2 separate regions of the Homo sapiens genome follow, and region 1 is linked to region 2. A link is an interaction called in ENCODE POLR2A ChIA-PET data of the cell type or tissue named here. Cell type or tissue: Panc1. All regions are shown on one strand. Each heading gives the region's core, and the rest is flanking DNA. Links, peaks and the distances in the headings are about the cores only.

What was found. ChIA-PET counts read pairs that join two places held together with the same protein. Peaks named below come from ENCODE experiments on the same cell type or tissue, not always from the same donor. Only the 100,000 strongest peaks of a DNase experiment are listed, where the experiment ranks them.
Region 1: POLR2A ChIA-PET joins it to region 2 with 10 read pairs; 3 of 35 experiments call an interaction of 5 or more read pairs at or near these places.

Annotation. Positions count from the first base shown.
Region 1 is chr2:10,905,889-10,917,822 of GRCh38, forward strand. It overlaps KCNF1 (potassium voltage-gated channel modifier subfamily F member 1), which reads left to right and starts at 6,046. Exons shown (of 1, transcript NM_002236.5): 1 at 6,046-8,337. The coding sequence starts at 6,539. The coding sequence ends at 8,023. RefSeq lists an enhancer at 3,091-3,591. In Panc1, for the core only: a CTCF peak has its summit at 6,080; no DNase peak of the experiment used is centred there; H3K4me3 peaks cover 368 bases.
Region 2 is chr2:10,843,975-10,855,908 of GRCh38, forward strand. It overlaps LOC124905973 (a long non-coding RNA gene), which reads right to left and starts at 8,456. Exons shown (of 3, transcript XR_007086215.1): 1 at 8,312-8,456; 2 at 4,099-4,296; 3 at 3,423-3,945. In Panc1, for the core only: no CTCF peak of the experiment used is centred there; no DNase peak of the experiment used is centred there.

The DNA.
Region 1 (11,934 bases), core at 5,880-8,379, 62 kb after region 2:
TTTCCTGCCTCTGTCTATGCTACTGCCTTGTCTGCCTGGGAGGCCTGGCCCTACTCCTCACTGCCCACGCCCACCTGACCTGGCTCAGCTTCCCCAGACTCCATCTGCCCAACATGGCAGCCACTGACCACAGGGGATTATCACCACAATTTGGCTTATCCATGCAACGGATATGATCAGCCATAAAAAGGGATGAAGTACTGACACATGCCATGCACCGATGAACGTTAAAAACGTTAAGTGGCCAGGCGCGGTGGCTCACGCCTGTAAGCCCAGCGCTTTGGGAGGCTGAGATGGGTGGATCACCTGAGGTCAGGAGTTTGAGACCAACCTGGTCAACATCGTGAAACCGCATCTCTACTAAAAATACAAAAAGTAGCTGGATGTGGTGGCGTGTACCTGTAATCCCAGCTACTAGGGAGGCAGGAGAATCGCTTGAACCAGGAGGCGGAGGTTGCAGTGAGCCAAGATTGTGCCACTGCACTCCAGCCTGGGCAACAGAGTGAGACTCTGTCTCAAAAACAACAACAAACAAACAAACAAACAAAAAATCCATGGTAAGTTGTAAGTGAAAGATACCAGTCACAAAAAGTCATATATTATAGAATTTCATTTACATGATATTCCTAGAATAGGCACATTCATAGACAAAAAGTATTCTAGTGGGTGTCTAGGGCAGGGGGAGGTTGGGGGTCATGGCTAAAAGGTGTGGCATTCATTTTGGGGGTAATGAAATGTTCTAAGATGAACCAGTGCTGATAGCTGCACGGCTCTGAATACACTAAAAGCCACTGGTGTATCAATCGTATGGAATGTGAAGTGCATCTCAACAAAGCTGTTAAAAATCAAATATAATTGAAATAAAAATTCAGCTACTCGGGTGCACTAGGCCCATGCCAAACACTCAGCAGCCATGTGCAGCTGCGGCTACTGTACTGGATAGTGTGGGTAAGGAGCCCTTCAGTCATTCTGAGAGCTCCACTGGACAGGCTGGACCTCCCTGGACAGCCAGGCCTCCCAGATGTCCCCTTGGAGGCTCCCAGATGTCCCTTCAGTCACTGGCCTAGCAGTCATCTTTCACAATTGGCACTGCTTTGAGGTCTCCACACAAATCCTCTAGCTCTGCAGATGTAGCACCTTCGTCCATCTCATCTCTGCTCTGTTCTCAGCGCCCAGAACAGAGCCTGGAATGCAGTAAGAACCACCCCTGCCGGTTCAAAAGACGGGTGCATGCACCTTCTCTGTGAGCTTTCCCCTAGGCCCCACGCTGATTCAGAGCCTCCCTTTTCCAGGGTAGCCCTTGCACTTGGCTCATACATCTCCTAGCAGCTGGTCCCCACCTGCTCTCCACCTATCCCAGCACCTGGTCACCACCTGTCCCAGCACCTGGTCCCCGCTTGTCTCAGCACTGGGCCCCCACCTCTCCTAGCACTTGGCCCCCACCTGTCCCAGCATCTGGTTCCTATCTGTCCCAGCACTTGCTCCCCACCTGTTCCAGCACCAAGTCCCCACCTGTTCTAGCACTGAGTCCCCACTGTATTCTGTAGCCCCATCACCGTGTACTGTGGCAGTCTCCTTATTCCACAGATGAAAAATTGGAGGCTTAAAGAAGTTACAGCTTGCCGGCCCGGCGTGGTGGTTCACACCTGTAATCCCAGCATTTCTGGAGGTCGAGGTGGTGGCTCACGCCTGTAATCCCAGCACTTTTGGAGGCCGAGGTGGGTGGATCACGAGGTCAGGAGATGAGACTATCCTGGCCAATATGGTGCAACCTCATCTCTACTAAAAATACAAAAATTAGCCAGGCATGGTGGCGCATGCCTGTAATCCCAGCTACTCAGGAGGCGGAGGCAGGTGAATTGCTTGAACCCAGGAGGCGGGGATTGCAGTGAGCCGAGGTCACACCACTGCGCTCCAGCCTGGACGACAGAAAGAGACTCCAACTCAAAAAAAAAAAAAAAAGTTACAGCTTGCCTAAGGCCACATGTGTTAGTATCTTAAGACTGTCGTAACAGAATACCACAAACTGGGGTGGTTTTAAAACAACAGAAATTTATGCTCTCACAGTTCTGGGGACCAGAGTCCAAAATCCAGGTGTCGTCAGGGTTGGTTCCCTCTTGGGGACTCAGAGGGCTCCATGCGTCTCTCCCATCTTCTGGTGGCTGCCGGCAGTCCCTGCTGTACCATGGCTTGTGGCAGCATCACTCCAACCTCTGCCTGTGTTGCCACGTGGTGTTCCCCCTGTGTATCTGTGTCTCTTCTTACAAGGACACCAGTGATTGGATTTAGGGCCCACCCTACTCCAGGGTGATCTCATCTTCACTTACATCTGCAAAGACCCAACTTCCAAATCAGGTCACATTCACAGGGGCCGGGTTTAAGGCTTGAGCATATCTTTTGAGAGGACACAGTTGAACCCACAGCCTCATACCACCAGTAAGTGTCAGAGCTTGGCAAGGCCTCCACCTGTAGCCTCTCTGTTCACTATGCTATTCAACAAATGACAACGTGTGAATATGTAAGTCCATGTCACCCATTTAACAGCCCGGGAAACTGAGGGGCACATGAATGCCAGCCTTCTGCTCCCCCATCTAAGGATACAGGGCTGATCCTCACAGAGCAGGATTTGTGTCTCTGCCTCTTCTCTTCCCTCCCCTGGCTTCTGGCTGCAGGCTGGTCTCGCACCTCCAGCCTTGACCTGCTATTTACAGCTGTTTCTTTCTCTTGCCCCTGTTGTCATTGGGCACTTGCTCTCCTGTGGGCTGTGTGCGGACATTCTCTCTGCTGGGCTTTGCATCTGCTGCCCCTCCCCTCCCACTTCTGCACCAGACCAGCTTTCTCCCCACTGGGCCTGGGATTTGCTGAATGGACTTGGAGTCAGAGTCAGCCTCTGGCTGCTATGACCTGATTCAAGCCGTATTTATTTTTCCACGTCTGATATTCTCTGTTATTTTCTAATACTCAATACGTTAATTTCACAGCCAGCTACTGAGCCACGACCTAAAGTATGAAGTGCTGACTTGTGGTCCAGATGCCTCCAGGGCCGCTGAGACCCTCCGGGGTCTGTTTCCAGCTGACTCCACCAGCCTCAGGCCTGCCAGCCTCACCTCCAAACCGTGTGGCCCTTTCAGCTGAGCAGGCAGGTGGCACTCAGACCTCCAGGCTCAGCTCACGCACTGGCTCTTCCGGGGGCCTGAGTCTCCAGCTTGTCATCACATCTTTCTAGATTCTAGATTTGTCCGCCTGCCATCCTCTCAGCCTGGGGTCAATAGTGTATTAACTATGATTTCTTATTTTCTGCATTCCTGATGACTGGCAATGTGGCCTCACAGACTGGAGAGACTGCCCCTCCCAGTGGGTGACATCCTTAGAGATTGCGAAAGGCTGGAGCGTATCTTTCACAGGCAAACCCACCAATTCCAGGCCCAGACCCCCAACTTCCCCTCATCAAACTCTCACACACCAAGGCAATATTTCCCTGCCCTAAATCATCCCAGACCAGGGACCAGGCAACTAGAGACCACCTCTGTAGTTCAAAGCCCACCAGAATTATCCCAAGGAGCCAATCCTGGACTCTTTCCTCTGTTCTGCCCTAACTTTTCCCCCAGGAAACCCCAATAGAGGGCCTGGCCTCGTTTTCCCCTCGCTCCTGCTTCTGCCTGGCCACACCTGGAATTTCCTCTGGCGTGTCCTCTTCTCTCAGGACATGTTAGTAATGCGTTCTTTCAATGACATTGATCTCTCTAAATCCCAGCGGTATAATTTTAATGCACCAGCCTCTCCTGGGCCTGCCCAGGTATCTGCAAACTCCCGGGTTCCACAGCACCTTGTATTTCATGACGATACAAAGGAGTAGCTATTGGGGCTCTATCTGCTGAGGGAGATTCATCAGACACCCCGATGCAAACCTGAGTGAGTGAAGGCTGGGCTTCTAGGCAAATGCAGCCCCTCCCTCTTCCAACCAGATGGCCGCCCCTCAGCGCCCCCTGTGGAGAAATTCAGGAAGCACCACTCTTGTATAATACATATACCCCTCTTGTTAAGGTCATTACCCCAAACTGTTAATTATTATTTACAAAAAACATATTATCTACTAGAATATGAACCCTGTCCCCACACCTAGGGTGGTGTGTGTATGTGTGTGTGTGTGCATTTGCACACATGTGCCATAAGAGCTCGATAAATATTTGAATAACTGAGTGAATGAATGGGTATTTAGAAGCCCATTAAGCTCAGACTAGGATGCAATTTGAACTTAACCCTGCAGGTACTCGGACAGCTGATAAGGGGAGTAGCATGCATAAGGATTGGAAGAGGAAGCTGGGGTGTGTGTAGGAGGTGGTGTGTAGCACTGTACTGGGGAGAAGAATAGGCCTCAGAACCCAGCAGGACAATGGTTAAATCCCAGCTCCACAGAGTGATCTCGGCAGGTTACCTGACATCTTGTTTCCTTAGGGGTTGCTGGGAAATTAAATGACAAAAATGCAAAGCACTCAGAGACTGCACTCCGATGCCCATGGAGAATAAGTGGCAACTCTTATTATTACTCAACCTTTCTGAGCCTCGATTTCCTACTCTGTAGTAGCATGTCATTGTCTGATGCTAAATGGAAATGAAGTAAAATTTGTAAAACGAAGTTTCACTAAATAATACTTCATGTGATGTATTCTAATATATTCTGTTTTATGCTAACTCATTAAAGAAAAAAGAATACTGTCAGTGACCCAGTAAATTGATTTCATAATCCATTAACGGACATGTCCTTAAGTTTTAAAAAACCCAGCCTACAGAATACATTTTTAAATAGACTTTATATTTTAGAGCACAATTCAACAGAAAGTACAGAGAATTCCCACATGCCCCCTGTCTCCACAGCTCTCCCCTGCGCATCAACATCTCACACAGGGTGGGACACTTGTCATGGTGGACCACCCCACATGGACACGTCATCATCGCCCAGCACCGAGTTTGCATTAACATTCGCTCCTGGTGGTGAACATTCTATGGATTTTGACCATTGCATAACGACACATATCCGCCATTATGGTACGTTTCACTGCCCTAAAAATCCTCTGCTCTGCCTATTCATTCTTCCCTCCAGAATATTTTTAACACGATCTCGAGGCCATAGATGATATCAGTAATTTGCAGTATTGATGATAGTGGTGAACCGGAGGAGAGAGACACTGTTAGGAAGCTGCTGTAGTGGTTCAGGTGAGTGAGGACAGAAGGACAGCTGTGGCTGCAAAGGCTGGAAGAGAGGAGGGTGTGGGACACTGGTCAGGAAGAGACAGGCCTTGGTCAAGGAGTGAGGAACGGGGAAGCAGGAGCCACTGGACCCTAGGGGTCTGGAAGCTAGTGGCCTTGGTGTGGGACTGCAGAGAGATAGGAGGTGCCAGACGGCAGGGACTTCAAGGCAGAATTGAAATCTGCTGAACAGCAGGCGTCGGTCAGCTGGGACAGCCGGAAAGCTCGGGATCAGGAGGCGGTCAAGCTGAGCTCTGCTCTCATTCCGCCGCGTGACCTTGGGCAAGTCCCTTCCCTTCTACAGGAGGCTGGACTAGATGTCCTCCTTGTACAGCGTTGCGGGGAAGGTGAGACAGTGCCACCAACACAGCAGGGCATTGCTGGGTCGGGGGGATGGGGCAGGAAACGCTTCAAGGATCAGGCAGGATTTTCCTCCCACCAGGAAAAGCCGGCGCGGGTCTAAGGCCGGAGGAGGGACCCAGACATAGGAGTCACCTTCTAAGGGGCTTCCTGGAGCACATTTTCCTGCCCAGCAACAGGCGGCAGCATTCTCTCCCCACTAATCCTCTCCAAACAGCAGTGAGAGAGAATGCCTGCCGCTTCAAGCCAGGTCGCAACCCCTCGGTGACCCGCTGCGCCCGAGGAGGGGCCGGCGGTGCGCGGTGGTGGCGGCGGGCGCGGCAGCTGTGCCCGTCTGCCCAAGGGTTAATCCGTCCCCTGCAGCTGCCGCGCGTGCCTTGCAGAATTTCACCAGAAGAGGGTACAGTTTGAAAAGCTCCTGACGTCAGGCTGGAATTCCTATTGTGTTTAGAAAAGGCTCGGGCAAAGCCAGCCCAAGTTCGCTCTCTGCACACCTCGAGCACCTCGCGGACGGCGTGGGTCCGCCAGCTCCGGGACCTGCCGCCGCTGCCTGCGCGCCCCGGGGCGGAGGACGGTGCCAGCCGCCCACGAGGAGACCCCGCTCCCGCAGGAGGCCGAGCTGAAGCGGCGGAGCGCGCCGCCAGCCAGCCGGGGTGAGTGCCCCGGGCGAGGCCGGCGGCCGCCAAAGCCCCCGCGGGCTCGCCCGGGCGCCCGGATGCCAGCCCCGAGCCCCGCCGCCGGGTGCATGCCTCCCCCGCGGCGCGCCCCCGCAGGCTGCTGCCCGCTGTGACCGCCCTTCCCCGCAGGCGGGCGCCGGCCAGGCTCTCCCCGAGATCAGCGCACGGGTGGCACCCGCCGGACCCCCAGCGGCAGCGGCGGCGGCGGCTGCAGGGGGCGCGGGGCGGAGGCTGCGAGGGCGCGCGCGGGGAGGATGGACGGGTCCGGGGAGCGCAGCCTCCCGGAGCCGGGCAGCCAGAGCTCCGCTGCCAGCGACGACATAGAGATAGTCGTCAACGTGGGGGGCGTGCGGCAGGTGCTGTACGGGGACCTCCTCAGTCAGTACCCTGAGACCCGGCTGGCGGAGCTCATCAACTGCTTGGCTGGGGGCTACGACACCATCTTCTCCCTGTGCGACGACTACGACCCCGGCAAGCGCGAGTTCTACTTTGACAGGGACCCGGACGCCTTCAAGTGTGTCATCGAGGTGTACTATTTCGGGGAGGTCCACATGAAGAAGGGCATCTGCCCCATCTGCTTCAAGAACGAGATGGACTTCTGGAAGGTGGACCTCAAGTTCCTGGACGACTGTTGCAAGAGCCACCTGAGCGAGAAGCGCGAGGAGCTGGAGGAGATCGCGCGCCGCGTGCAGCTCATCCTGGACGACCTGGGCGTGGACGCAGCCGAGGGCCGCTGGCGCCGCTGCCAGAAGTGCGTCTGGAAGTTCCTGGAGAAGCCCGAGTCGTCGTGCCCGGCGCGGGTGGTGGCCGTGCTCTCCTTCCTGCTCATCCTCGTCTCGTCCGTGGTCATGTGCATGGGCACCATCCCCGAGCTGCAGGTGCTGGACGCCGAGGGCAACCGCGTGGAGCACCCGACGCTGGAGAACGTGGAGACGGCGTGCATTGGCTGGTTCACCCTGGAGTACCTGCTGCGCCTCTTCTCGTCACCCAACAAGCTGCACTTCGCGCTGTCCTTCATGAACATTGTGGACGTGCTGGCCATCCTCCCCTTCTACGTGAGCCTCACGCTCACGCACCTGGGTGCCCGCATGATGGAGCTGACCAACGTGCAGCAGGCCGTGCAGGCGCTGCGGATCATGCGCATCGCGCGCATCTTCAAGCTGGCCCGCCACTCCTCGGGCCTGCAGACCCTCACCTATGCCCTCAAGCGCAGCTTCAAGGAACTGGGGCTGCTGCTCATGTACCTGGCAGTGGGTATCTTCGTCTTCTCTGCCCTGGGCTACACCATGGAGCAGAGCCATCCAGAGACCCTGTTTAAGAGCATCCCCCAGTCCTTCTGGTGGGCCATCATCACCATGACCACCGTCGGCTACGGCGACATCTACCCCAAGACCACGCTGGGCAAGCTCAACGCGGCCATCAGCTTCTTGTGTGGTGTCATCGCCATCGCCCTGCCCATCCACCCCATCATCAACAACTTTGTCAGGTACTACAACAAGCAGCGCGTCCTGGAGACCGCGGCCAAGCACGAGCTGGAGCTGATGGAACTCAACTCCAGCAGCGGGGGCGAGGGCAAGACCGGGGGCTCCCGCAGTGACCTGGACAACCTCCCTCCAGAGCCTGCGGGGAAGGAGGCGCCGAGCTGCAGCAGCCGGCTGAAGCTCTCCCACAGCGACACCTTCATCCCCCTCCTGACCGAGGAGAAGCACCACAGGACCCGGCTCCAGAGTTGCAAGTGACAGGAGGGCCCCTCAGGCAGAGATGGACCAGGCGGTGGACAGATGGGTAGATGTGGCAGGCATGTCATCGACAGCACAGAAGGGCTGTCCTGTGTCCCCCCAACCCTCCCCTGGACAGACTCTGAAGGCCCTCCCGGCACCTCTGCCAAGGCTGGGTAAGACTCCTCTATGTTGCCTGCTGTCCAGGAGCCCGGGAGGGAGGGGTGTGCAGGAGCCGCAGGGCCGTGTGGGACGAGTGGAGGCCGCGGCCTGGCTGGCACGAGAGCCCACGCCCGCTTCTGTATCTCCCTCAATAAAGCCTCCTGCTCTGTGCACCCTCCGTGTTGTAGGTTCTGTCACAGGCTGGCTGTCACCCCCAAGAGTAGCTCAGGCACACTTCAGTGCCAGGCCAGGAGGTAGGTGTGCAGCCGGGTGGTGGGGGAGTTATTTTTAGTGGGAACTAATTAAAGAAGGGCTCATAGTCAGGTTCGGCGCCAAGGAGCCTTACCACATTCCTGGAGGCTCTGCAGGCCGTGCTTCCCTGCTGCTTCCTTCTGGGGTAAAGCTTGCTCCCCCTGCAGGCCCAGGATGGGGGAGAGTTCACAGTGCACGCCCAGCAGCCTGCAGCATTTAGTTATCACGTGCACCGGGCCCTTTTCACAACCTCTTTCTATTCCTTCCATTGACCCTACTAGCTAGGTATCTCCATTTTACAGATGAGGAAACTGAGGCCCAAGGTCACACAGAGAAGGGAACAATCCCAGGTCTGATGATCCCAAAGCCCATGTGTTCTCTCTGACACCAGGTGGTCTTGGGACAGAGGCATCTGCTTGGGCTCATGATGAGACAGTCTTTGGACCAGGAGAGGGGCTGATCTTCCTTGGTGTGGGGGTGCCTGTCCTCCAGCCCATCTTTCTAGCCCTGATACCTTTGAGATAGCTGCTGAATGGATAAACCCGAGTGTGGATGCCCCTACCCGTGTCCTGGTGTCTCACTGAATCTCCTCTGAGAGCCCCGAGGGAACAGATCAAACAGATCTGGGTTCGAAGCCCAGGCAGTGAAGAGGAACCCTGAGATGCCTTTGAGCTTAAACATTTTTCTCTAAGGCCTCTCCTCCACCACTCCCTTACCAACTTTGTGACCGTAGGCCTGCTGATTCATCTCTCTGACCCTCATTCTGATCATCTGGTAAATGGGAATATAATATTTAATAAGTACGGCAGAGAATCGTGGCTTTTAGCATGGCACCTGGCACTTAGTAAGTGCTCAATAAATAGTAGCTGTTTCTATTACTCTGTGCTGGGAGGGAGGTGGGTTGCACGGTTGCCCACTCTGACCTCCACTGATCTGGGCTGGGCTTGTAGGTGGGGGGAGGTTGGGGGCAGGGCATTGTCACACTGTCCTTAGTCAAAGGCTAAGAGTTGGCCCCAGCAGGCCCCTTCTTCTGGGTTTCCATCTTTCCTGAAACCCAGAGCTGTGTCCTTGCTTCTCTTGCTAAGGCAGCTGGTGCAGTGGGAGGAGCCCTGCAGTGGGGCAAGTGTGTGGGACTAGATGGGGGAGAGGGAGGTGGTGGTCCCCAGTCTGCCACCATCTCGGGCCAATTTTTCCCCTCCTCTGGGCGTAGGTTTCCCTATACGTATAATAAGACTTCTCGAGGCCCCATCTAGATCCGACCTTCGAGGATTCGGAAGCCTTAGGCTGTGGATGCTCTGTGGTGGGGACTCTGGAGGGTGGGAGGCTGCCATGTTGTAGGGGGCTTGGAGTGGGAGGTCTTGGGAGAGAGTTAGGGTCTGTGGAGTGCAGGGCTTAGCTGTAGAGCTAAAAGTGATGAGAGGGCCCCAGGTAGAGAGGGGCCTGGCCAGGGGGTGCAAGGCCAGGTGGGGCAGGAGTGTCAGCCCTGGCCTGAAAGGGGCTGTCCTGTGTCCCCCAGCCCTCTCCCGAACAGAGGCCCTCCCAGGCAAGACTCTTGTGTGGCTTTCAGTCAGTGCCGTGCACCCCTCCCTCACACGTTTCTCCAGGAAAATGCTGGGTCAGGGCCAAAAGGCAGAGGAGTCAGGAGGCAGGGGCTGGGGCAGCGGGGACCCACTGCAAGGGGGAGAGGGGCTGCACGCCCTCCAGCTGGGAAAGAGGGGAGGAGGGTTGTGGAAGGTACAGTCTGTGCACCCCCTGGGCTCAGTGGGTTTGCTGGATGTGTGGGTTGCCTCTTTTTGTTCCCCTTTTCCCCAGAGCCTGTGCTGGCCTGAGCGGGGGAAGCTCAGGGAGGGCGGGAGAGGCCAGGGTGACCCTGGCTCTGGAGGCCGCCTTCTCTGCACTCACCTGGGGCACCAGGGGAGGGAGGCGGTCAGTGAAGAGCAGATTTACGGCTACAAAGCCATGCATTGGAAGAGGAGGAGATCCAGTCCCAGAGGCGGTAGGTGTTTTGTCTGAGACCTTCATAAATTAGGATTGGACAGGATTCTGATCTCAGAGGAGCTCAGAGTGTAACAAATAGTTTCTCTACAGTGACATGTTGTGTTATGCAGGAGTGACCTGGGGACTCTGGGATCTAGGAGGAGGAGCAGTCTTCTTTCCCTGGGTAATCTCTCTGGGGCACGAGTTCTGGAACTCTGCTGTGCATTAGAACCACATGGGGAGCTTTAAAAAGTCCCACTGTTTAGCTGTTTAGGCTGCACCCCATACCTATTAAATTAGAATTTCTGGGGGTGACACCCAGGCAGGATTTTTTTTTTTTTTTTGAGACAGGGTCTTACTCTGTCACCCAGGCTAGAGTGCAGTGGTGTGAGCGTAGATTTTAAAGTTTAAAATGCACTTGAGCCATCCAGAGACCTTGTTAAAATGTAGTCTTTGAGTCTGTAGGTCTGGGTGGGTCCCTGGAATCTGCATTTCCAACAAGCTCTCAGATGAGGCTGAGGCTACTGGGCATGGACCCCACTTTGAACAGCAAGAGGGCAGAGGGGGTGCTGGCAAACTCTGGCTGTGGCCAATCTGATCTGCTACCTGTTTTGGTACAGTCCATGAATTAAGAATTGTTTCTATGTATTTACATGGCTGAAAAAATTCAAAGGAAGAATAACATTTTGTGACACGTGAAAAGTACATAAAATTGAAATTTCAGTGTCCACAAAACAAGTGTGGACTATTTATTTTCCATCCCCTATAGAAAATGATGTCTAAGTTAGGCCTTGAAGAATGAGTAGGAGCTCTCCCGGAAGAGGGAGTAGAAAGAACGTCCCACTCACCATGAACAGTGTGGGTGCCAAGACACAGGAGTGTGGAACCCGCTTCAGAGGGAGTGAGGCCCACTCTATAACCACAGGGCAGGTGCAGGAATCATAGTAAAAATATCTTCCTTTCTCATTGCATCCCAGGGCTCACAGCTCCCTGCTTTGTTTCCCACGGAGACCCCCGATTCCAGGTCCCCTGCAGCCAGCTCTCTGCTGTCCTGGCTTGTGCTTAAAGGCCACTGGCTTCTCTTCCTCCTTTCTTGACCTCCCATCCACAGTCTTGTAAAATCTCCCTGTCCTGGGGCAGTTGCCTCACATACTCTTCCCTGGTTTGGGTGACTCTCACAAGCTTCTTGTAACCTGCTAATAATGACTATTGAGTGAGAGGCAGATGTGTTTCTTGGAGTTGCAGAATGCGCAAGTTAAGAGAAAAGCAGGGCATCATCGGGTGCAAGCCCCTGTTGTACAGATGGGGACATGGTGGCTCTGAGTGTGTACGGCTGAGCGAGGCCTGCATGCCACAGCCTGGTGAGGGGCCCACCCCATTCTGATTCTCATAAAATTGGGAGCACTCTGTGCATGCCATTTCAAAAATAGAGACGTGTGAGTACAAGACTGTGTGTGTGTGTGTGTGTGTAAAAACAAATCAATTTCTGACTTTTAATGAAACGGCATGTGGTAGACACTTTCACAAACAATCCCCTTTTA
Region 2 (11,934 bases), core at 5,964-8,463:
CCAAGTGTTTCTGGCTCTGGAGCTGGGCTCAAATTTAGGGCATTACTTTTTTCTTCCATTTCAAACAGGACACATATCCGACCCTCAAGAATAGGAGATAAAGCAGGCGCATAAATAGCTCCTTGTGTTCTGTCTTTCTAAGGACACAGGAGGGTGAGGCAGGCTGTGGGCAGGGCTTCAGAGCCGCGCAGGCAGGGGCATGGGTGGGCGTGGCTGCGTCTTATAGGCTGAGCCACTGGCTGTGCCCCTGAGCTGAGCTGGGTGAGTACTCTAGGCATTCCTGGCAGAGGATACAGCAGGAGCAAAGGCCTGGAGGCTAAAAATAGCTTGCGGGCAGGGGAGCTACCAGCAGTTCAGTGCTTCTGGAGTTTAAAGAGCCCGGCGAGGGTCATGTCAGATGACGCCGGTCCACGAGAAGGAGGGTGGATTATATCCTTAGAGACGCCATAGAGTGAGGATATAATGGCTCTGTAACAAGCATAAACTGTGATGGTCTGGGATGCCCTCGTCATAGACAGCCCCTGGAGAGTCGTAAGTAGAGTGTGACATAACCAGATTTGTGCTTTAGAAAGGTTGCTGGTTGCAGAGCTGGTGGGATGCGTTTTTATTTGAAAAGGTGAAACATACTCAACATAAATAATTTGGACAGTAGGAGGAGAATGGGAAGAGTATACAGTGGCAAGCAAGGTCCTTCCTCATCCTTATCCCCAAATACCCCTTCTCAGAAGCAGCGATCACTGTCACCATTTTCAGTGGTTTTTTTTTTTTTTTTTTTTAGATAGAGTCTCACTCTGTCGCCCAGGCTGGAGTGCATTGGCACGATCTCAGCTCACTGCAACGTCCGCCTCCCGGGTTCAAGTGGGTCTCCTGCCTCAGCCTCCCGGGTAGCTGGGATTACAGGCGTGTGCCCGCATGCCGGGCTAATTTTTGTATTTTTAGTAGAGACAGAGTTTTGGCACGTTGGCCAGGCTGGTCTTGAACTCCTGACCTCAGGCGATCCACCTGCCTCAGCCTCTCAAAATGCTGGGCTTACAGGCGTGAGCCATCGCACCTGACCAACCCGCTGTTTTATTCTAGAGATAGTCTGAATGTGCGTGTGTGTATGTATATATACCTCTTCCCTTTTATGCAGGTGCCATGTATTAGATACACTATTCTATACCTAGCTTTTTATTTATAGGCCTTGTAAGTCATTCTATATTGATACATAGAGCTGCCACAATGTTTTCATTGCCTGTCAAATGTTCCATGAATCTAGCAGACCGTATCAACTTCTTCCCCACAGATGGACATTGAGGTTGTTTATAATTTCTTGCATTACATTCAATGCTGCAATTCATATCCTCATGGCTAGGGATGAGTACGTGGAGTGAGTTCCCTGAAGTGGAGTTGCTGGGTCAAAGTGTATATACATTTGTAATTTTGATAAATATTGTCAAATCGTCCTCCTTAGGAGGGGAGTTCATTCTATGCACCCATTCCTGTGCATGAGGATATTTGCAGCAGAAATGCTTTGAGTCCTGGATGATGGGGCCAGGTGGATTATTGGATTGGAGGTAGGGAGAGTAAACAGTGATTACTACAAGAGTCTGGGGGAGAGATGGTGAGGGTCTTGCCTAAGGCATTCCTGGTGGTGAGTAGCCAGGAGGCGAGGATTTGGAGAACTGTATCAGGAAGGAAGGTTGCTTTGAGGTATGGGATGGGGCTGGCGGGGGGCTAGGTAGAATAGTGTGAGTGGGGAGTGGCAGGGGCAGTTGGAGGAGAGCTGGGTGGAGACACCAGCAGTTGGAGGCATGGCCTGAAGCTGGGGAGAAGCTCTAGGCTGGGGGAGCTTGGGAGGAGGTAGGAGGTGTGGCCTTGAGCTCCAAGGGGCCACCTGGTAGAGCAGCGCCGAGGGAGAGGGCTGACTGGGACTGAGCCAGGGCAAGCCAGGTGCCCGGGATGCAAACTGGGAGCAGGCCCTGCCCTGCACACCCTGGGAGCCAGGGCCTCCTGACATTTTGTTGCCTGGTTGCCTCTCTTGCCTCACCCTTGTCCCAGCCCTGGGGGAGGCAGCCTTGGGACCAGCCATGGATTAAAGGGGCTGGCTGAGGGCAGAGGCTTGAAGGGAAGGAACAAAGAGGTAAAAGAATGTGTTGAGGGGAAAGTGTCCTGGAGGGCCAGGGCATGCACTCCCAAGTTCATGGGAGAGAGGCAGGGAAGGACTAGAAAGTGTCCTCCATTAGATGTACTGATTAGGCGCCACTGACACCCTTAGTGAAGCCGTTCTAATAATGCAACAGAGGCTTGGATAGTCTCTGACTCTATGAAACAATAATAGAAAGTCAGGGTGTTTACTCATTGGTCGTATCCTAGCAACAGCGTGTTCTCAGCAAGGGTAAGTGTTCTAGAACGCGAGACCAAATTATACGAGAACATAATGTTCTAGAATGTCTGCATGCATTTGCCAGCCGATTTCTTCTCAGAGGTACTCAGGAGATGCTTGAAAATTACCCCCCTTTCCTCTGAATTTGAAGGTAGTTGATAACAAGCATTTATTATGTTAACAGAACTTAAATGCTTGGCCAGGGTCACCTCCCAGAATTCAAAGTTAGCATGAGGGGGAAGAGGATTAAGAGCAGCGTCCCCGCAGGGAAAATGAGCTGTGAGTTGTACCTTGCCACTCTTAAATCAAACATCGCTGACTGTTCTTCAGAATCACTGTGGGATTATTTGTTCTCCAGAGAATATGTGAACAATGCATTCCTTTCCCCGCTCTTTGGATCCTGCCCGTCAGTGGTGGCTGACTGGAGCAGCTTTTATGGATGCACAGAAAATTGGAGGAGGTCTTATTAGGCTTCTTCCTCCAATGCTGCCATTCCCATTCAGGACCCTTCTGGGAATCCTGCACACTCATGGGGAGCCCTTGGCACTCCGTGCATGGCATTTGTTCTGTTCTACCATCCCCCCAATAGCTGGGCGTGATCTGGTCTCTGAGTGAGGTTGGGCGGTTCCCTCAGTGGTGCTCTCTTGAACCCCAGAGCCCTTTGGACCCATCCTTCTGTCCAAGTCCTCCTAGCCAGCCCCCTTGGCCCAGCCAAAAGGCTCCCCTGAAGCAGCCCCCAAGCATGAGCTGGTCCGGACTGCCCTGAGGTCCTCCTGCTGCCAGCTTCCTCGTAGGACACCCTGCTCTGTCTCTAGTCCCACTTCTGCCCAGCCCAAGGCCTGATACCCAGTGACTTCCTGAGGACATGTGAGTGTCTGATCCTGGGCTGCTGGCCTGGGCCCCACGTGTCCACACCACTGGCTGCCACCCTAACTGCTCAGAGCTCCCTTACTGGGTGGCACTCTTCCCAGCGCACTCAGGGAGGGGTTGAGCTCGCTTATCAGAGCCCAGCTCGTTGAGCAGGCATACAGTAGGCGCTTAAAAAAAAGTCAATGGATTAAAATATTGGCAGAATAGAAATGTTCTGCCTGTTTTAATGTGAAACTTTTTTTTTTTAAATCATTTTCTTTGCTCTGCTGGAAGGATGGCATGTAATTATCCCCTGCCTCATAACATAGGAAGTTAAGCTCTCCTTGTCCTGGAGGGAAGAGGAACCGATACAGAATTTCAGTGGCTCTGGACTCAAGGGCCACTAAGGTCAACTGTGAAAGGGTAAGATTTGTTTTGGGGAGCGAGTAAACTGGCATGGAGGAATAAAGAAGGGCAAGAGAGAGGGGTGACTAGAGGAGCTCGCCTGCATTCAGGGGGCTCTCAGAGGAGCCCTGGAAGCCTGGGTGTGGGCTTAGGAAGTCACTCAAGGATGGAGAGGCAGTGGCGGAGCCAGCGGAGTCCCCCCACGAGGGCCTTGTTCAGGTGCGGAAGACAGCCTGTGGATGCCTCCAGTTCTGCAAGAGCCTTCCCTGGCTGGCACCTGGGCTGATGCAGCAGATCCTCCTGTGGGTGCCGGAGGGTCTTCAGCCCTGATGTTGAAGCATCACAGAAGCTGCACTCTGGGACCTGAGACCAGGCCGGCTCTGTCTGATGACTCAGTCAACATTCAGGGCCTACAACCACTGACCTCCCACCAAGACACACACAAGGAACTCGCGCTCTGACCCAGGGGTACAGCTCACCCTTTCACGCGTGCAGGCCTGGGCTTCCAGAGGCTTCCCAGTGTGCCTGCCCGAGGTCACATCTCCAGCAGGGGCAGCCCTGGGTTGGGAACACGGGCCTCTGATTCCAAGCGAGCTCCTCCATTCCTGGCGGCTTCAGGAGAGCTCCTGGGGGTGCTCCGAGGCTTGTTCTCCTCTTCTGTCTGGATGAATAAGATTCTGGAGAATCAAAGACAAGAGGCCTGCAATTAAATTCTATTTTAAACAAGAAATGAAGACACTGCTTAAAATAAGTTCTGTGGAGATATGTGAAATGTAATGTTAATGAAGGTATTGGGTATTTACTGAGAGCCAAATACTGTTGTAAGCTTGTTACAAGGTCCTGTATCCTCAATCCTTAAAACAACTCCCTTACATTGGCTCTGGAGAGGAAGCCAGATGGCTGCTGGCTTTTTCCTTACAAAGCAACACCTCCAGACACCTGGTTTGTGGCTCGGGATGCCAGAAAATGGTGCTCCTTTTGCACATTGGTAACTATTTCCATGTAGAATACTTCTGGAAACTGGAGATCATCAACAGGTTCTGCAAACAAAGCCCAGAGAACAATTGTGACCCTGCTCAGGGTGTTTTCTTCCCACTGCATTAGCCTGAGAACAGTCTTCCGTGTTCCTGTTGGAGGCTCAAGGGAGAACTAAGTTAGACATAACCATGGTAACTAACATGCAATTAACTCCAATCACTGCTAATCGCTGGGTTAGAATTTCCTCCTTAGAGTCTTAGAAGAGTACTGTGAGACACATACGTCCTACCATGCAGGGGCTGTTCCTGTGGCTTTGAGACTGTGGCAACAGTGGCAGGTACTGTGGGGTGACCCCAGTCTCCATTCAAGATCCCTGGGCTCCGGGCCCAGCCTCCTACCCGGCCTGTGTGATCTCAGGCAAGTCACTTCCCTCCTGATCCCTCGGAGTTCCCTTATGAAAGGGGAATGATACTTCACGGCTGCCTTGACTTCTTATAAGAATACAAAGAGTTAAAGCTTAGGAAACATATATTGTAAGCAATATGTCAATGTCAGGGTTCCCTGCCTTACTCTTCAGCCCCAGGAAGTGACTTGTGGGTGGTAGAAGTTGGATGATACATCTTTTGAATTTTTTTTCAAGCTTTTTTATGATGGTGTATTAGTCTGTTCTCACATTGCTATAAAGAACTACCTGAGACTGGGTAATTTATAAAAAAAATAGGTTTAATTGGCTCATGGTTCCATGGACTGTACAGGGAGCATTGCTGGGGAGGCCTCAGGAAACTTTCAATCATGGCGGGAGGCAAAGGGGAAGCAGGCACATCCTACAAGGCTGGAGCAGGAGGAAGAGGGTGGGGGGTGGGGTGCTACGCACTTTTAAACAGCCAGATCTCATGAGAACTCACTCACTATCACGAGAACAGCAAGGGGAAAGTCCACCCGCATGAGCCAATCACCTCCCACCCGGCCCCTTCTCCAACACTGGGGATTACAATTCGACATGAGATTTGGGCCGACACACAGACCCAAACAATATCATTCTGTTCCTGGCCACTCCCAAATCTCATGTCCTTCTCAGATTTCAAATACAGTCGTGTCTTCCCAACAGTTCCCCAAAGTCTTTTTTTTTTTGAGACAGAGTCTCACTCTCTCACCCAGGCTGGAGTGCAGTGGCCTGATCTTGGCTCACTGCAACCTCTGCCTCCTGGGTTCAAGTGATTCTCCTGCCTCAGCCTCCCGAGTAGCTGGGTCTACAGGCACGTGCCACCATGCCAGGCTAATTTTTGTATTTTTAGTGGAGACAGGTTTTCACTATGTTGGCCAGGCTGGTCTCAAACTCCTGACCTCAGGTGATCTGCCTGCCTCAGCCTCCCAAAGTGCTGAGATGACAGCTGTGAGCCACCGCCCCCGGCCGCTCAATAACCTTTATCTCCCACAAGATTCCCCCCACATATTTACCTTATCACAATTTGCTGCCTCTAGGAACCCAAATGCCTTGTCTTTTGTCTTGCCGTTTCTCTACAAATTATTACCTTTTGTTATTGTGAAAGGAAAAACATCTCGGGATCCCCAAATCACTAAGCCAAAAGATAAGTCAAGCTGGGAACTATGTCAGGCAAACCTGCCTCCCATTTTATTCCTAAATAAGATAGCTACAAAGATAAAAAACCTACATGCCTCCCTCACAATTTGCCCACAGGGGAATTCCTTGTGGGGCTCAAGATCTTTACCCTAAAACAGTTCTGTTGAATTTCACCCTGGCAATGTAAACTGTTAGCTCGCCTTCACAGGTGTGGGACAGAAAGTTATCCCTCTGCTTACCTGAGACAAATGCCTATCTGTTGCTTCCTCTGCCCTGTTGTTTATGTGAAACTGCAGATTCCCTGAGCCAGAGTAAACTGTGTATTCAGTGAAAGGCTAATCAAGGACTCAAAATAATGTAACTGGCCGAGCGCAGTGGCTCAGGCCTGTAATCCCAGCACTTTGGGAGGCTGAGGTAGGTGGATCACTTGAGTCCAGAAGTTTGAGACCACCTTGAGCGACATGGCAAAACCCTGTCTCTACTAAAAATACAAAAAATTAGCCTGGCATGGTGGCAGGTGCCTGTAATCCCAGCTACTCAGGAGGTTGAAGAGGTAGGATCGCTTTAGCCTGGGAGGTCAACGCTGCAGTGAGCCACAATCACACCACTGCACTCCAGCCTGGGTGACACAGCCAGACCCTGTCTCAAAAGCAAAACAAGGTGACAACAAAAAACAATGCGACCTTTGTCTGTTGTCTGCTTATGACCTGGAAGCCCCTTGCTTCTAGTTGTCCTGCCTTTCCGGGCCAAACCAATGAATATCTTACACGTATTGACTGATGTGTCATGTCTCCCTAAAAGGTGTTAAAGCAAGCTGGGCTGGGCGTGGTGGCTCACGCCTGTAACCCCAGCACTTTGGGAGGCTGAGGCAGGTGGATCACTTGAGGTCAGGAGTTCAAGACCAGCCTGGCCAACATGGCGAAACCCCATCTCTACTAAAAATACAAATAAATTAGCTGGGTGTGGTGGTGCACACCTGTAGTCCCAGCTACTCAAGAGGCTGAGGCATGAGAATTGCTTGAACCTGGGAGGCGGAGGTTGCAGTAAGCCAAGATCGTGCTACTGCACTCCAGCCTGGGCGATAGAGTGAGGCTCAGTCTCCAAAAAAAAAAAGCAAGCTGTGCCCCTACCATCACCATCTTGGGCACATGTCTTGAGGACCTCCTGAGACTGTGTCAGGGCACAGCCTTAACCTTGGCAAAATAAACTTTCTAAATTGATTGAGATCTGTCTCGGATACTTTTGGGTGCACAGTTACAGCGGCATATAAGCCCTCAGGTCTACCTGTCTCTTTGGATCCTCATTTCTTTTCTGTGAAGGCCTCCATGTGCACATGAAAATGAAAATTACATCAAGTAAAATCTATATGCCTTTCCCCCTGTTAATCTGTCTTTTTTCAGCTTAATTCACAGACCCTCACTATAGAATGTAAGACAGTAGAGGAAAGCATTTTTCCCTCCCTTATAGCAGTAAGGATATTCACATCGTGCAACTATCACCACCTTCCTCTCCAGAACTCTTTCATTATCCCAAACTGAAACTCTATGTCCATTAAACAATAACTCACCACTCCTCCTTCCCTCCAGCCCCTGGCAATCACCGTTGTATCATCTGTCCTTTTGAATCTGACTGCCTTAGGTACCTCATACAAGTGGAATCATTCAGTACTTATTCTTTTGTGACTGGCTCTCTTCACTTAGCATGTTTTCAAGGTTCATTCATGTGGGCGCATGCATCAGGATTTCTTTCTTTTTAAGACTGTGTGATATTGTGATATTATATACATACATACTTGGTTTATGTCCTGGCAGCGAGCTCCTAAAACCCTTGCAATTTCCTGACTGATGGGGTGATAGAAAGATCTTTTGTTAGGATATTTGGTCTTAGTCTTTGGTTCCTGACGTAAGAGCATCTAAGGCCCTTGTATCACCAGATGAGTGTCTTTCTGTAGGCTAATGAGATGATTGGTGGATGGGCGCCCCTAGATACCTTTAGGAGGAGGGCTGGCCTCCAGAAAGACCAAGGTATTACTAGAGGGTTGGAACTTTCAGCTTCAATCCCCAATCTCCAGAGAGGAGAGAGGGACTGGAAATTAATCAGTCACCTAGAACCAACGATTTAATCAGTCATACCTTCATAACGGAACCTCCATGAAAATCCTAAACAATGGGGTTCAGCGAGATTCTGAGTTGGTGAACACATTGAGGTACTGGGAAGGGAATCCACTCAGAGAAGGCGTGGAAGCTTCTCCCCCTTCCCGGATACCATGCTCTGTGCATCTCTTCCATTTAGCTGCTTTTGAGTCATATCCTTTATGAGAAGGTGGTAATAGTAGGTATGTGCCTTCCTGAGTTCTGTGACCTCTTCTAGCAGATTATTGAACCAGAGGAGGGCATTGTGAGGACCACTGATTTACAGCTTGTTGGTCATAAGTACAGGAGGCCCACCCTTGGGATTGGTGTCTGAAGTGGGAGCAGTCTTGTGGGACTGAGCCCATAGCCTGTCTGATGCTAACTCCAGAAAATAGTGTCAGAATTGAATTGAGTCATTGTATATCCAGTTGGTTTCTGGAGAGTTAGAGAATTGGTGGTTGATGTGGAAAAAAACCCATTCATTTGGTGTCATAAGTGTCGGGAATAGAAACAGATCATGGCAATAGGCTGAGTGATTTTTCATTGTGTGTATATAGCACAACTTGCTTATCCATTCATTCACTGATGGACACATAGGTTGTTTCCACCCTTTGGTGAAAACAATATTCCTTATTGTGAATAATGCTGCTATCACATGGGTGTACAAATATCTGTTCAAGTCCCTTCAGTTCTTTTGAGAATATATACCCAGAAGTGGAATTGCTGGGTGAAATGGTAATTTTATGTTCAAGTTTTTGAGGAACTGTCATACTATTTTTCACATGGCTATACCATTTTATATTTCCACCAGTTATGCACAAGGGTTCTAATGTCTCAACATCCTCACCAACACTTGCTATGTTCTGTTGTTGTTGTTGTGGTTGTTTTCTATAATAGCCATTCTAGTGAGTGTGAAATTGTATTTCATTGTGGGTTTGATGTGTGTATCCCTAATGACTAAGGATCTTGAGCATTTTTTCATGTGCTTATTGGCTACCTGTGTATTTTCCTTGGAGAAATGTCTATTCAAATCCTTTGCCCTTTCTCTTTTTTTAAGAAAATATTTTCTCATTCTTGCAAATAATTTTTGCCATTTCTTTCTTTATCTTATGTATATATACTACTATGCTCTTTAAAATTTTTGTCCTCCTCTTCCAATATTTCTGCTTCAGACACGAAATGATGCTTACCTAGCTGGCTTTGTTTCATGGTAGTTGTCCTCAGGAATCTGGTTACATTGGCCTATGAGCTCAGAACCCCATGAGAATGGGGTTTTGGTTACTCCCTCTGGAAATGTGTTCTTGGGAAGGGTCAAAGGCCATGCCCATGTCCATCCCTGCGTTTAATGGAAGGAGAGAAATGGACCCTAGGTTGAAGACCTCCAGATCTCAGATTCACTGGATTTTTGTCTCTTCACCTGGCAACTGCATTCTTCAGAGTTGTACCACCAACCCCCCAGGGAAAAGCAGTCTTGGGCAGAGCCGGTCTCCTCAGATCCCAGGGCTGTGGGTGTCTGTGGGTGAGTGACTGGGGTTGAATGCTCTGTCCTCACCTGTTTTTATCAAATCCTCACCCTGGCAGGAATCATGGATTGCCGTGACATTATTTCAGACACCAGGAGCAGCTGCCTGTCCTGAAGGGCCAGGCAATGGCTGCACCAAGCCTTGCAGAACGGGGACCAGAGTGGAACTTAGAAATGCCTTCTTGCCTACCTTTTTTTTTTTTTTTTTTTTTGAGATGGACTTTCACTCTTGTTGCCCATGTTGGAGTGCAATGGCATGATCTCGGCTCACCACAACCTCTGCCTCCCGGGTTCAAGTGATTCTCTGGACTCAGTATCCCGAGTAGCTGGGATTACAGGCATGCGCCATCACGCTGGCTAATTTTGTATTTTTAGTAGAGACGGGTTTTTTCCATGTTGGTCAGGCTGGTCTTGAACTCCTGACCTCAGGTGATCTGCCTGCCTCGGCCTCCCAAAGTGCTGGGATTACAGGCGTGAGCCACTGTGTCCGGCCTCGCCTACCCTCTTATTGCCCCCTCTGGCTGTCTTCCAGGCTGTAGCTCCCTATGCCACCACCTCGATGCCAGTCCCACTCCAACCAGTAAGAACCAGAGCATCTACCCCACACTGGGCATGGACACTGAAAGCCAAAACACCCTACTGTGTGTATGAACCTCACTTGATGTTATTCCTGTCTTCATCAGCACGACTTTATTTTCCCAGGAGTCACCATCAAGCCCAGGCAGATGGCTTGATAGTTCTTATAGGAACTTCTGGAAAGACTCATCTACTCTCTGATGGAAAACATCAACAGGTAGTCTTTGAATTCTTTGCCTCAAAATCCTCACCTTCCTCTGTCTACCATGTCCAGACTGACTGTTGCATCATGGCTGTTACCCAGTGCTGATCAGATTTCCTCATTTGAAACGCCCCCCCCTTAAATCAAACTTCCAGTTCTCAATAAATTGTGGCCGTGCCTTCTCCTTCCCGTCTGAAACACACCAAACTTCGGGAGGTGGCCTCCCTTTCCATAAGGGGACACACCCAGACACACACCTGCTCTGTTTTCTCAACAGGTGCTGGTGATGCTGGTGGCAGCTGTTGACACCAGGCACCACTTCTGATAGCTGTCGGCTGTCCAGATTTCAAAAATCTCATTGTTCTTGTCATTTGTTCCTCTGGTCTGTTTCTCTTGCTCTGTAATTTCTCCAGGTGGATTCTAGGGAAGGAGGCACTAGGGCAGCAACCGTTTCCATCTCAGCTCATCCTGCCTTCTAGTGGAACTCACATTGTTACCTCGTAGATGGTCCAGGATAGCGTGCCAATTTCTGAGTTGGTTTAATCAACCCCCTACCTTCATTTTGTATTTTCCTGTGATTGACCCTGAAATCCAACTAATCTTGATGGGCATTTCAGTTTCAATCAGGAAGGAAATTTGTTAATCATGTGACTCAAACACAGTGGTGATCTAATAATGGAGTAATAATATCAGCTTAATTATCCCTGCTCCTTGTGACTATTTTTAAAATATAAAGTCTGAAGGCAGTGAATAATTACATACCAGTAGATGTTTCAGTGGTTTAAAAATTTCTTATTTTCGAATTCTAGGTATCTTGTTAGTGTAATGGGCATTTTAATTCGTATGCAATAAAAAGCCATGTATTTACAAAAATTAAATACGGTATCGAAGTCCTGGCTGTTTCAGCTGTAATTACTGACTGTGATAGTACTGGCAATATCCCTCCCGCCGAGTTCCTGTGGTAACTTAGTTGCCTCTGACATTGTTGAAAAGACAATGAGGGGAAAGGAGCACACTCAGGATTTGAAGCCAGACAGACCCAGGTTCAAGTCCTGGCTGTGCCACTTACTAGGTGGGATGTAGATCAGAGTTGGTGACCTTTCTGATCCTTGGTTTCCTTAGATATAAATAAAAATATTTTTATCTCATAGGATTCTCAGAATGATGTTTACTGTTATTGTTTGTTTGAGTGAAGCAGATACCATCTTAGGTTTTCAAAGTTATCATATCACACCCGACACCACCAAGGACTTGGATACCTTTCCTCACCCAGCATATCCCATAATCTACAAAGATGAACAGATCCTTCAAAATAGGAAGAAG